Regions from separate parts of the Homo sapiens genome. Here regions 1 and 2 are each linked to region 3. A link is a loop called in an ENCODE intact Hi-C map of the cell type or tissue named here. Cell type or tissue: heart right ventricle. All regions are shown on one strand.

Evidence for each region. A loop is a pair of places that touch in the nucleus more often than their neighbours do. Peaks named below come from ENCODE experiments on the same cell type or tissue, not always from the same donor. Only the 100,000 strongest peaks of a DNase experiment are listed, where the experiment ranks them.
Region 1: a loop joins it to region 3, with 4 times the contacts of the local background. A loop is called at or near these places in 60 of 110 quality-filtered maps.
Region 2: it touches region 3 in a loop (2.5-fold over the local background); 60 of 110 quality-filtered maps call a loop at or near these places.

What each region holds. Positions count from the first base shown.
Region 1 is chr17:57,746,124-57,750,123 of GRCh38, reverse strand. No RefSeq gene overlaps it. Among named protein-coding and RNA genes, the nearest start is that of CCDC182, 2.8 kb to the right of the region's middle. In heart right ventricle, a CTCF peak has its summit at 2,379 (motif pointing right); no DNase peak of the experiment used is centred here.
Region 2 is chr17:57,733,661-57,737,660 of GRCh38, reverse strand. No RefSeq gene overlaps it. Among named protein-coding and RNA genes, the nearest start is that of CCDC182, 9.6 kb to the left of the region's middle. RefSeq lists a silencer at 852-1,030 and an enhancer at 1,698-1,767. In heart right ventricle, a CTCF peak has its summit at 1,755; no DNase peak of the experiment used is centred here.
Region 3 is chr17:57,595,984-57,599,983 of GRCh38, reverse strand. It overlaps MSI2 (musashi RNA binding protein 2), which reads right to left. Exons shown (of 14, transcript NM_138962.4): 8 at 3,034-3,116. Among named protein-coding and RNA genes, the nearest start is that of MSI2-AS1, 10 kb to the left of the region's middle. In heart right ventricle, a CTCF peak has its summit at 1,971 (motif pointing left); a DNase peak (open chromatin) is centred at 1,973; H3K27ac peaks cover 2,271 bases.

The DNA of each region.
Region 1 (4,000 bases), 150 kb before region 3:
TCATCTTATTTGTTGATTGCTTACTTTACTGGTCTCCTTCCATCAAAATGCTGCCTGCTTGAGAGCAGTTTTTTCTGTCCTGCTTGTTCTCTTGAATTTCAGTTGCCTGGCTCAGTGTACACAGGGTAGGTACTCGATGATTATCACTGAGTAAGTGGATGGATGGTTGAATGGATGGATGAATGGAGAAGTGGAAGCCTGGCTGGATGGATAGATGGATGGAAGGCTGGCTGGATAGCTGGATAGATGGGTGGATGGATGGATGAACGAATGGATGGGCGGAAGGCTGGCTGGCTGAATAGATGGATAGATGGATGGAAGGCTGGCTGGATAGCTGGACAGATGGGTAGATGAATGGAATAATGGATGGATGGATGAATGAATGGAAGGATGGATGGAAGACATTTTATGAGGACATCTGAGAAGACACCGGTTGTATCACAGTATCCTTGCCCAGGCCATAGGAGGCACCGGGTCAGGAGATTCTGGGAAAAGAGTGGCTAAATAGGGCCAACAGCTGTCCTCTCTCCTTTAGAAATATCCAATCACATGTTCTTTGGGGTTTGGACAGATTGCTCTGAGTTCTGTTTTTTTTTTTTTTTTTTTTTAATAATTTTTTCTTCTTGGGGATGGGGAGAGATAGACCAGTTTTTTTTGTTGTTTTTTTTTTTGAGACGGAGTCTTGCTCTCTCTCCGCTTACTGCAAGCTCCACCTCCCAGGTTCACGCCATTCTCCTGCCTCAGCCTTCCAAGTAGCTTGGGACTACAGGTGCCTGCCACCATGCCCGGCTAATTTTATGTAGTTTTAGTAGAGACAGGGTTTCACCATGTTAGCCAGGATGGTCTTGATCTCCCGACCTCGTGATCCACCCGCCTTGGCCTCCCAGAGTGCTGAGATTACAGGCGTGAGCCACCGTGCCTGGCTTAGATAGACCAGTTTTAAGAGACTCCCAGAAGACTGCTTCCCCACTCTGCCTGTGAGCTCACATTAGTAGTTCATTTGGGAGGATTTTGCATGGTTCTTTCACCGAGTCTTTTCCTTAGATCTAATTACTCTTTGTGGAAGACACAGTTGGTTGCCCGTCCTCTCCCTTTCTTGCTTGAGAACAGAACCCCAATTTGGTTCTGGTACTGGGATCCTTGTGCTTCAGGGAGGCCTGACCCAGCCCCAGTCCCAGGAAGGGGCCTGTGATCGGCCTCAGCCAACTGTGGGAGCCCCACCCCTCTAGTCAGTGATGTAGTTAGAAGGGGCCCAAGGATGTGGTTCTAACTCACGGGATGTGAGGAGCTTCTAGCTTCTGAGCATTTTCCTCACTTTAAAGAAGGTACATGAAGAAGGGGTGCCTCTGTGTCATGTCCCTTTTCCCAATCCCCAAAAGGACCAAGGCTTATTTCATTTGCAGAGACAGATGAAGGCATAGGATGGGGTGGGGTCCTGGGGAAACCATCTGGCTTTTGCTGGCAAGCCATGGGCAGGGTCCCGCAGGAATGGTGCTCAGACCCAGTGATGCCCAACCTGGGGAACTATTAGAACATGCCCACTACTGACTCCCATCCCATTCAGGTTTACTCTGATTCTCAAGGGTGGTACTGGGATCTCTGTGGGGCTGAGGTGCCCCTCTTGTCCCCCCAACATCCTGAGACATGAGGAGGCTGTAATCACTGAAATAGGCCAGGTACAGAGAAACCCATCTGACAGTGGGTTCAAGGCCTGGAGATGTTAGAACTCCTTTTTCTTGAGACCTTTAAGGGGACAAAGTGATTGGCTTTCTTAGTTTCCTCGTATATATGGAAGGAAATTTTGTGAGAAAGGCATAGTCCTTGATTATGAAATTTCTAGGAGGATAACATTCAGGAGAACATGCACATTAAGTTGCCCTGCTGAGGATGCTGCCCTGAAGGCTTGGGAGGCCACCAAGCCTGGGGTCTTCTGCTGACAGCATTCACTTGCTTCTAGTCTCTGCTGTGCTCTTGTGGAAATACCGTCCTCCCCTCTGGTTCTGAGAAGCAAACTTCAACGTCATTAAAAAGCACCATGGAAATGGAAAAAGTGCTATTCCATGTGACTTTTACTACTTTTCTTTTGCAGATCTGGTTATGACTTCCACCATTCCCCGTGGGAGGCACAGACAAAGACTCAGAAAATAAGAGAAAGAGAGAGAGAGAAAGAAAGAGAGAGAGAGAGAAACAGAAAAGCACTCAGAGAATGTTAGAGACTGCCTTTTTGCTGATTCAAAAAATATTTATTGAGAATCTATTATGTGTCCAACATGCACACACTCCCTTAATTAAATATACCACAAGACCACATGCTGTTTTTATCAGCTCCTCAATCCCCATCTAGCTCTTAGGTAGTGGAATCAAGAAGTTGCTGTTTTTGCTAAGACCAGTAGGTGTCATCATGTCAGCGGGAAAGCCAGGGTGCCCGGGATTTGATAGCCACCTGTAAAAATAAGTTCCATTTCATCTAGTTCTCTGAGTGCCAGTATGTGCAGGGCACCAGGCAGGATGCTTGAAGGTACACAGGGTGAGAAATCCATGATCCCTGGCCTCATGGAGTTCACTGTGCCATCAGGGACCTGGAAGGACAAAGTCCTAAGTCACGAGAAGAGGGAGATTTTAAGTGCCTCAGGAGAGGTTTAATTGAAGGACTGTGTGGATTCTTCAAACATCAGAGACGTCAGAACAGCTGAATCCTGCCTTCTCACATTATGGTGGAAGGAATAGGTTCCGAGAGGGAAGGTGATTGACCTAGGGTCACACAGCAATTCCAGTCTCCAGATCTCCTGACTCCTGGAAAAATGCTTTTTCCACCATTCTGTCTCAATAATCAAAGTTGCTTTTTTCATCTTGCCATTTAAAATTTCACCTTATTGCTTGACACTTTATTATGCTAAAAACCCCACAAAATCCCCCAGAAAATGCCACCTTAGTTTAGCCATGAACCTCCCTGCAAAATGCCCTCTCTGATGCCTACTACAAGGCACCCTAGATAGGTTAATCTGCATCTCGGAGGAGGCAGCTGCCCTCATCACGGTCCCTGTGGTGCGAGAGTCAGCTTGCAGAGGCTCATGAGAGCTGATTTTGTGCATCTCTTCCCAGTGACATCATGTTGGTAGCTTGAAACTGGCCACGGTGGGAGTATTTACACCATGGAAATTGGCAACAGCTATCAAAATAATTCGGAGTTTTATTCACTTTTCCCCATAGAACTGCACACCACTGAATTAGTATTCCTACTTATAAAAAAGATTGAGGCTCAGGGAGATGGGGTAATCTGCCAAAGATAGGTAGATTATAAGTAGAGCTGGGACTCTAACCCAGGTGGTTTGATGCTAGAGTGCTTGGCAATGGTAGATTGAACAGGACTTAGAGCCACTTTGACATGGAAGGGTCTAGGTTGATCCTAAGTTTCTTAGTCTATTGTGTGCTGCTATAGTAAAATACCCGATGCTGGGTAATTTATAAAGAACAGAAATGTATTTCCTTACAGTTCTGGAGGCTAGGAAGTCCAAAATCAAAATGCTGGCATCTGGCAAGGGCCTTCTTGCTGTGTCATTCCACAGCAGAAGACATCACATAGTAGAAGGGCAAAGAGAGGGTGAGAGAGAGACATAAAGGGGCTGAACTTATCCACTTATAAGGAACCTGCTCCCAAGATAACAGTGTTAATCCATTTATCTCTTAAAGGGTAGCCTAATCATCTGTTAAAGGTCCTTCCTCATAATCCTGTTACAATGGTAATTAAATTGCAACATGAGTTTGGGAGGGGACAAATATTAGCATCACAGCACCAGTTGTCTCATGAGGGCTCTGGTGTGTGTGCTGTTCTGGGTTGCTCTCATTAATCTGACAGCAACACTGGAACAGGAACTGGTTTGGGTAAAGAGATCACCAATTCAGCTTTGGATGGCTTGAATTGGAGGCCCATTGTGGGGGAGACGTTTAGATTTGGAGACCAGGAGAGAAGTCTAGGCAAGAGACTGAGATGTGCAAGATG
Region 2 (4,000 bases), 140 kb before region 3:
GTGACAGCTGTCACGTGACCAGGAGGTGGTCAAAAGGTCTTAAACTTTTCAGATGTGTCCCTCAAAAACCTTCACTCTAAGAGTGAGATTTCTTTGTTGACCTCTTGCCCATCTCAACCCTTTCCTTTCGGATTCCTTTCAATAGCAGAAAAGGGTAGTGGATAGACAAACTGGCCTAGCTGAAGTACCAACTCTGCTACTCGGTTTCTGCATGGCACAGGGATGTTACTCTACCCCTCACAGTGTTGTGTGATAGGACTTTCTGCAATGACGAAAATGTTCTGTAATTCTGCACTGTCAATTTAGTCGCCACCAGGCATATGTGGCTATTGAGCATTTGAAATGTAGCTAGTGGGATTTAGAAACTAAATTTTAAGTTTTATTTCATTTTAGTTGGCCATATGTGGTCAGCGGCTACAAACTTGGAGCCTCAATTTCCCCATATCCCTCATGGGGATAAAGACACTACGGGCCTCACAGGATACTTAGGTGAATTAACAGAGGGAATGCAGGTAGGGTAGGATAATTTGCTAAGACTTGTAATTATAATTCAGTTCCCTAACCCAAGAAGATAGGCTTTGTTCCTGGCCTTGGGGATTCTTGTTTGCTAGACCTCAAACAGATGTTGCCAGAGACCCAGAAGGGAATTTCGGCATTTGTGCTTGGAAGCCTAGATCATGGAGTGAAATTAAGCTGGATCAACCCAGAGTGTAGGGTGATGGAAGCAGGTGATTCTGTGTGCAAGAGGTGAAGGAGGCCAGATCCAAAGGCAAAGCTGGATCAGAACCTCAAATCTTCCAATCCACTCTGTGTGCTGAGCTGGCTGTGTGGGGCATGAGAGTCCTTCTCCCCAGGCTGGAGCAGATAAAATCTCCTTCTCTCCTCTCTCTCTCTCTCTTTCTCTTTGGAGTCTATTAAGTGCAAACAGGAGACAGCCAGCGCGTTGTCAATCAAGCCAAAGCTCACTGGGGCTGAGGTTTAGAACCAGGGTCCCTGTTCCTGGGCCAGAATCAGGACTTGAGGGAGGGGTTGCAGAGTCTGAAGGTTGGAGCTTGGTCACGATAGCCCCAGAAACAGAGCTCGCTGGGAGCAAGCAGAAGAGGTTTCTGGGGTTCCCCACCATGGGCCAACAGGCCTTGGGGCGGCAGATGGCGAGCCTGGCCAGCACAGAGTGGACACCTTGACTTTCAGAAAACCAGCCTCTTGGGAAAGGTTTTCAGAGAGCTTCCAATAGTCTTGGGCAAGAGGGCTACCTGTGTGAAAGCAGAAGGCAGGCCCTGTCCCTGAGACTCTGACAGTGGAACGCCGCTGGTTCTGGTGCCCTTGGCTTGTCTGTCACTATCGTCAATGGTTATTGCTTTGGGAGGGGTATGGCCCCATTTTTGAGTTTGACAGTTCTGGCGGAGTCAAACATGTCTCTACTAAATAAATTAGATCTCTCCAGGGCAGATCAATATTTAATGTGGGCCTTAAAAAGACCGACTCAGGAAATGAGTTTAAAAGTGGAGAATTTGCCTTAGGTAGCAATTTCTAAAATACAGTGGTATCAGGGGACAGATTATTCAAACCCAAGCCATGGATAATATAAAAACAGTTGAACAAGCCAAGTTCTTCTTCCAGTCCATCGGTGACTCTGAATCCCCTGGTTTTCCGTGTGCTACTCGCAAAGGATTAGTTCAAGTAAAAAGACACCTTAGAGAGGATCTACCCCAGGGATGGCAAAGGCCACATGCACTGCCTGGAGCCCTCCACAGGTGGCAGGCATCAGTCATCGATCCCAACACTCTTCCTGCTTGAGTTGGAGGCAGATTCATATTTTTTTTCTCAACATCTCGCTCCCAGGTAGCCACTATCTATACTGGTCACAGAGTGGCACTTGAGGTGACATTTATTTCTCATATTCATCAAGTCCAAATTTCTCATTTAGCAGAGGAGACGCTCAAGGTTACATAGTGATTAGTGGCTGATACAGGACCAGTGCCCTGTCTTCTTGTTTCTAAAATAGACTTTTTCCCCACAGGAATGTATTAGAGGTTAGGGTTCCATCAGAGATATTTTACTGACCCCTCTGTGAGCAACACAGGGCTTTCCCTGAGCAACATTTGTCTTTTTTTCTAGAGATAAAATTAGAGCATTTCAGGGCTAGAAAGCAACTTAGAGATCTTCTCCTTCTACTCTTTCTATCATGGGGAAATGAAAACTCAGAGAGGTCAAGTGATTTGCTTAGAAACACATAACAGGTGGTTCTTTCCTCTGCAGCAGCAATGTGCATTTCAGTCCTGGAGTTCTCATTTCAAGGCCTTAGGCAAAGTACACACATTTTCGGACTGCCGTTTTCTGGTCAGAATCTCAGGAACTAAGACTTGCAAAAGGTGTGTGTTTTAAGAAGTGCATAGCATCTACCGTTGATATATTTTGATGTTTACAATACACTTCCAGATTTACTTTCTAATTACATTTTGTTTGGTTGGTACAAAAAATTGCTTTGTATTCCCTAAACAAATAGTAGCTGGGAATCAAGATTTGTGCTGGGCCACAGAGGGAGGAGTTGGTTTTGTGCAGAAATCTTTTTAATGATTTGTGTGTGTGTGTGTGTGTGTGTGTGTTTGTGTGTGTATGCACGTGTGAGTGCAAAATGACAGTTTCTAAGACAAGGAAGACATTTTTTCTTTCTGGGGTGGAGGGGCAGGTAGGTGGCGTTTCAGTTCTAGGTTTCAGACCACTTATGTGGCCTCTATTTCCTCATCTATAAAATGGCAATAATGATACCTGTCCTCTTAACCTCAGAGGCAGGTTGTAAAGGTTGAATGGAATAATGCCTGTGAAGGAGTTTTAAAAAGTAAGAGATTGTTGAGACTGGGCACGGTGGCTCATGCCTGTAATCCCAGCACTTTGGAAGGCTGAGGCAGTGGATCACCTGAGGTCAGGAGTTTGAGAGCAGCCTGACCCACATGGAGAAACCCTGTCTTTACTAAAAATACAAAAATTAGCTGGGCGTGGTGGCACGCACGTGTAATCCCAGCTACTCAGGAGGCTAAAGGAGGAGAATTGCTTGAATCCAAGAGGCGGAGGTTGCAGTGAGCCGAGATCGTGCCATTGCACTCCAGCCAGGGTGACAGAGCGAGACTCTGTCTCAAAAAGAAAGAAAGAAAGAAAGAAAAGTAAGGGGTTATTGAGACAGGCAGAGAGGATGGAGCCAGTAGATTGTAGAGGGGGCAGCTCTCAGGAGTGGAGTAGTGGGGGGTGGAGGAGAAGTAGATGTTGCCTTGACACTGGGATGCTGGCAAGAATTTCCATGCCCTCATTACATGAGGTGCTCCTGTCAGATTTAAACCAAGCCCTCCTTTACTGCTTGAGACGCTGCGATATTTTAGGAATGGCAGCCCAAAGACATTCTGTGTTTTTAAAAGGTCTCTTTCCTGAATTTGCCACTGGGTATTATTTTTATGCCACTGTTCTGTTATCCAACTTCAAAATATACATCATATTTATATTGCCTCTGCTAAGCATATATTTTTATTTTATTGCTTACCATGTGGGTGACATTCGGTTATTGAATGTCTGGAGAATTGGATCTGGTTGTTGTTTTTTATTCTTCCCTTCGTAAGTGCTTGCTCTGATGTATTAATCTTTACAAAAGCAATGAGACAGGGACACATGAGCATTCACACTCACACACACACTAATCACATTGCCATTTTGTCTCACTTTGCGGGTGTGTGGCTACATTTATAAGAGCCGACAGATCTGAAATAGGTGGTCTGAACTGATTCAGGTGGGGAGCAATGAAGCCAGCCACCTCCCGGGGACTCAGTTAGGGAGGGAGGGAGAGAGAGCCTTTTGTCTTCTGTTTGTGAAGGACACACCAGGCGAGAACCAAGGAGGGAACCATTGTAAGTCTGAGCTGGAAGGGACCCTGGGGATATATTTATATGTCTATAAAAATATAGGCATATGTTTTATAGATATTTTATATCGTCTATATCCACATATCTATCTA
Region 3 (4,000 bases):
AAATCTCTCTCAATGACAACTCGTGGATGATGGCAAGGATAATGGCAAGAGATAACACAGATCAAGCTTGCACCCTGTGCAGACACTGTGCTAAGTAAGCCCTTTGCTCCTGGTATGTCACCCAGTCTCTAACAACCCAATGAGGCAGTATCATTACCAGCCCTGTCTTACTGGAGCTCAGCAAGGCCCAGTGTTCTTCTCCAAAGTCCTCTCCCAGGGCCTCTAAACTCCCCACCTTGGAGCTCATAACTGTTGGGCTGTGCTGGGAACGTGGACCAACACCTCCAAAGCCTGTCATCCGAATCAATCTGCCCCCACTTCTTCCTCTTGTCTACTTCCATCTTTGCTCATTCTCTTGAAGAACAAGTACTAGCCCCAGATTCAAAGGCAAACACAAACCCTTACACTAAAAACCCGGTTACGTGCACCTGACATAGTCACCCTCCACCTGGGTGGGAGAGAAGGCGATAAATATGAAACAGGAAAATGGCTGCAAATCTCTCTGGCTTCAAGCCAGCCCCATGGGTTCTTCTTCTGGGGCAGAAGCTCTACTTCCTGATTGCTGCCCGGGTTATCTGGGGATTCACCCTCCCACCCCCAAGCTCCAACAACTGTCTATATAGTTCCTTTGGCACCAGTAAGCTCAAGACCTATGCTCCTTCGCTCTCTGGATAGCCTGGGACCTATCCCCTGAGCCTCAGTTTCCCAGGATAAAGCCTTTCCCCATCTGTGTCTCGGGTTTGTTTCAAAGCCTGTCAACAGGGAAGGGCTACACATATGCATTCAAGGTGACAAATGGAGCAATGTCCTTCCGGTCTACATCTGGCCTTTCCTGATGAACCCTTAAGGCTTGGCAAGACAGGAATGGCATCTGCCAGTACTCTCTTCTATTCCCCACTGCCCAGCAGCCTTAGTGGAGCCTGTCAATGGCGTGCTCTGGCTAGGATAAACAAGGCATCTGGGCAGTGGATGCAAGTTTCATTTAAGTCCTCTCTCTCTCTTTTTAAAAATAGCTAGTACTGGTCGGGCACAGTGGCTCATGCCTGTAATCCCAGCACTTTGGGAGGCCGAGGCAGGTGGATCACTTGACGTCAGGAGTTTGAGATCAGCCTGGCCAACATGGTGAAACCCCGTCTCTACTAAAAATACAAAAATTAGCTGGGTGTGCTGGCACATGCCTGTAGTCCCAGCTACTTGGGAGGCTGAGGCAGGAGAATTGCTTGAGCCCGGGAGGCGGAGGTTGCAGTGAGCCGAGATCGTGCCACTGCATTCCAGCCAGGGCAACAAAGCAAGACTCTGTCTCAATTAAAAAAAAAAAATAGCAAGTAGTAACCTACCAAGAGAAAAGTACCAACTGTAAACTTGCACGGACATCTGGGGAGCTGAGAAAGCCTATGAGGGGACCTGTGTTATTCTGTCACACTTATCTCCCTCCTACCATTTTAATGTCTGAGTTGATGCCTCCAACATACAGTACGCAAAAAAAGAGTATTTTCATTTCAGATGCATATGATGGCAAGGAACAATACGAACAATATTATTTTAGTGCCCTGGGAAAAAATTAGCAAGTCAAATATTGAATCAGGCCTGTAGCGCCACATGCTAAGCAGATTGCTTTGATCTTATCCACACTAAAAGCTCTATTATTGAATTTAAAGTTGGTGAACACATATCAGACCAATATACAATGCATGTCTGAACGCATGTTTTAGAAGCAAGAAATGTTTTGACAAAAGGAAGAAAATATTAAAGTTACAGCTGCAATTGAAACACAGATTTGCCCTCCCTCTTCTCTTGAGGCTGGAGGCTCTCGTGGCCAACCAAAATGTTTTTGCTCCAAAGGACTGGTTCCAGAAACACCTGCTGAGCTTCTATTTTTCTGGAACCAACAAAGAAGGGAATTCTCACCCTCCTACTCAATCCGAAGAAAGGAGTTTGTGAGTGTGCAAATGCTATGCATGATATGGCACCCTCTGGTGGCCACTGATCTGGGAGGCCTACACGACTTCCCAAACTTCCAGTAATCCAACCTCCCTTCCTCTTGAGGCTGCTGTGGCAGAAAAAGGAACTTTAAAGAGCCAAAGAGAGGGAAGGAAGCAGCTGATCAAGAGGGCAGAAATTAATTGATGGCAAGGGAGGGAATGTTAATTTTCCAGCAGGACCCAAAGAGAAAAATAGTTTGGTGCAGTAAACTTCCTATCTAGGATATACCTCTCAAAAGCTGCACAGCAAAAGAATATCCTAAGCCAGGTGCCAGCAAGTTACGACTCATAGGTCAAATCCCGCCCTTCTGCCTGTTTATGTAAAGTCCAAGAATTGAGAACGGCTTTTACATTTTATTTTATTTTTATTTTTTTTGAGACAGGGTTTCACTTTGTTGCCCAGGCTGGAGTACAGTGGTGTGATCATGGCTCACTGCAGCCTCAACCTCCTGGGGTCAGGTGATCCTCTCACCTCGAGTAGGTGGGGTACAGGTGCACTGCACCCAGCTAATTTTTTTTTTTTTTTTTTTTTTTTAAGAGATGAGGTCTGGCTATGTTTCCCAGGCTCGTCTCGAACTCCTGGCCTCAAGTGATTTTCCTGCCTTGGCCTTCTAAAGTGCAGAGGTTATAGGCGTGAGCCATCATGCTTGGCCTGGTTTTTACATTTTAAGTGGTTAAAAAATTAATATTTTGTGATCTGTGAAAATTACATAAGGTTCAAATTTTGGTGTCCATAAACAAAGCTTTATTGAAACACAGCCCCACTGCTTTATGTATGCATTGCCTATGGACGCTACCCAGCAGAACTGGGTAGCTGCAGTCAGCTTTATGGCCTGCAAAGATGAAAATATTCACGACTTGGCCCTTTACAGAGTTTGTCCACCTCAGTATGAAACAACTGCTACTGTTCACAGGCCTGGACCCCGAGCATCTAGCCCCCTCCCCACCCCTGCCCACTCCAGCCTGATGATGGGCTGGACCAGTCTGCAAGACTGGGTGTGTACGTAGAGAAAGGGGGCATTCCATTTCAGCGCAACCCCTACACACTTACCATTTTATTATTGATTTCATGGAAATGAATCTCACAGACTTTCTCCACAACATCTTCATTCTCAAAAGTGACAAAGCCAAACCCTAAAGGAAAAGAGAGAGAAGAAAAAACAAAGAGAGGCGGGGTGAGTTCAGTTCTGGCAGGCCCAGGTTTTTCTCTGACGTCCTGAGGTCTTGACAGCCTCCTGGTCTGGGGGTAGGTAGGCGGATCCTTGGGAGGACCTTGAGGTTGGAGGCAATGATTTCTAATTTGTACTGAGCACCCTTCCGACAGCGAGGAAAAGTTAATGATTTCACCCACATGCAGCGGGCACTGTGTGGTTTACATTTGCCCCGAAGCAAACAAGAAATTTACTTGTCTGTTATTTACAAGGGTCAGAGCCCCGCGGCTCTGTGCACGGCAGCAGGCGGGTGGGCTAACCAGAGCCTCGTGGATCACTGCGGGGCCACGCTTGCCCTTTCCGCGAGCAGCCCTGGCCAGCCCTCGGGTCGGCCTCCAGACGGAGGTGGTTATTTGTCCTTTTCTTCCTGAATTACTTCCTCTAATACCTCATCAGGACATCCTGAGGCCTGGAAGAAACTATTAAAAGTTTCAGGCCTCTGTTCCGCGCAGGCATCCTTTTTATACTGCTGCTTCAAAAGCGCTCTGGATTTGGGGCAGTTTAAGACTGTTTGATGCCTGCTGTCAGCCCGTCAGCTATCCACTGTATGTACTCTGCTGGAGACCGGCTTTGCTAGACAAGCTGCACTGAAGAATTTTGGCAGGCGACTGCTGCTCAGTATCCTCAGTTCCTCTCCTACCCTCCTGCCCCTTTCTTTCTTCTCCTCCCGCCTCCGACAGCGTTTCCAGCATGTGGCCCCATCTGTGACCCCACTCAGTAAGTGCTGCTTTACCACATGGCCCCATGCAGGGTTGCACCCTCCTTGGATGGGATGCAGCTGCCACATGGTAGCGTTAACATGGCGAG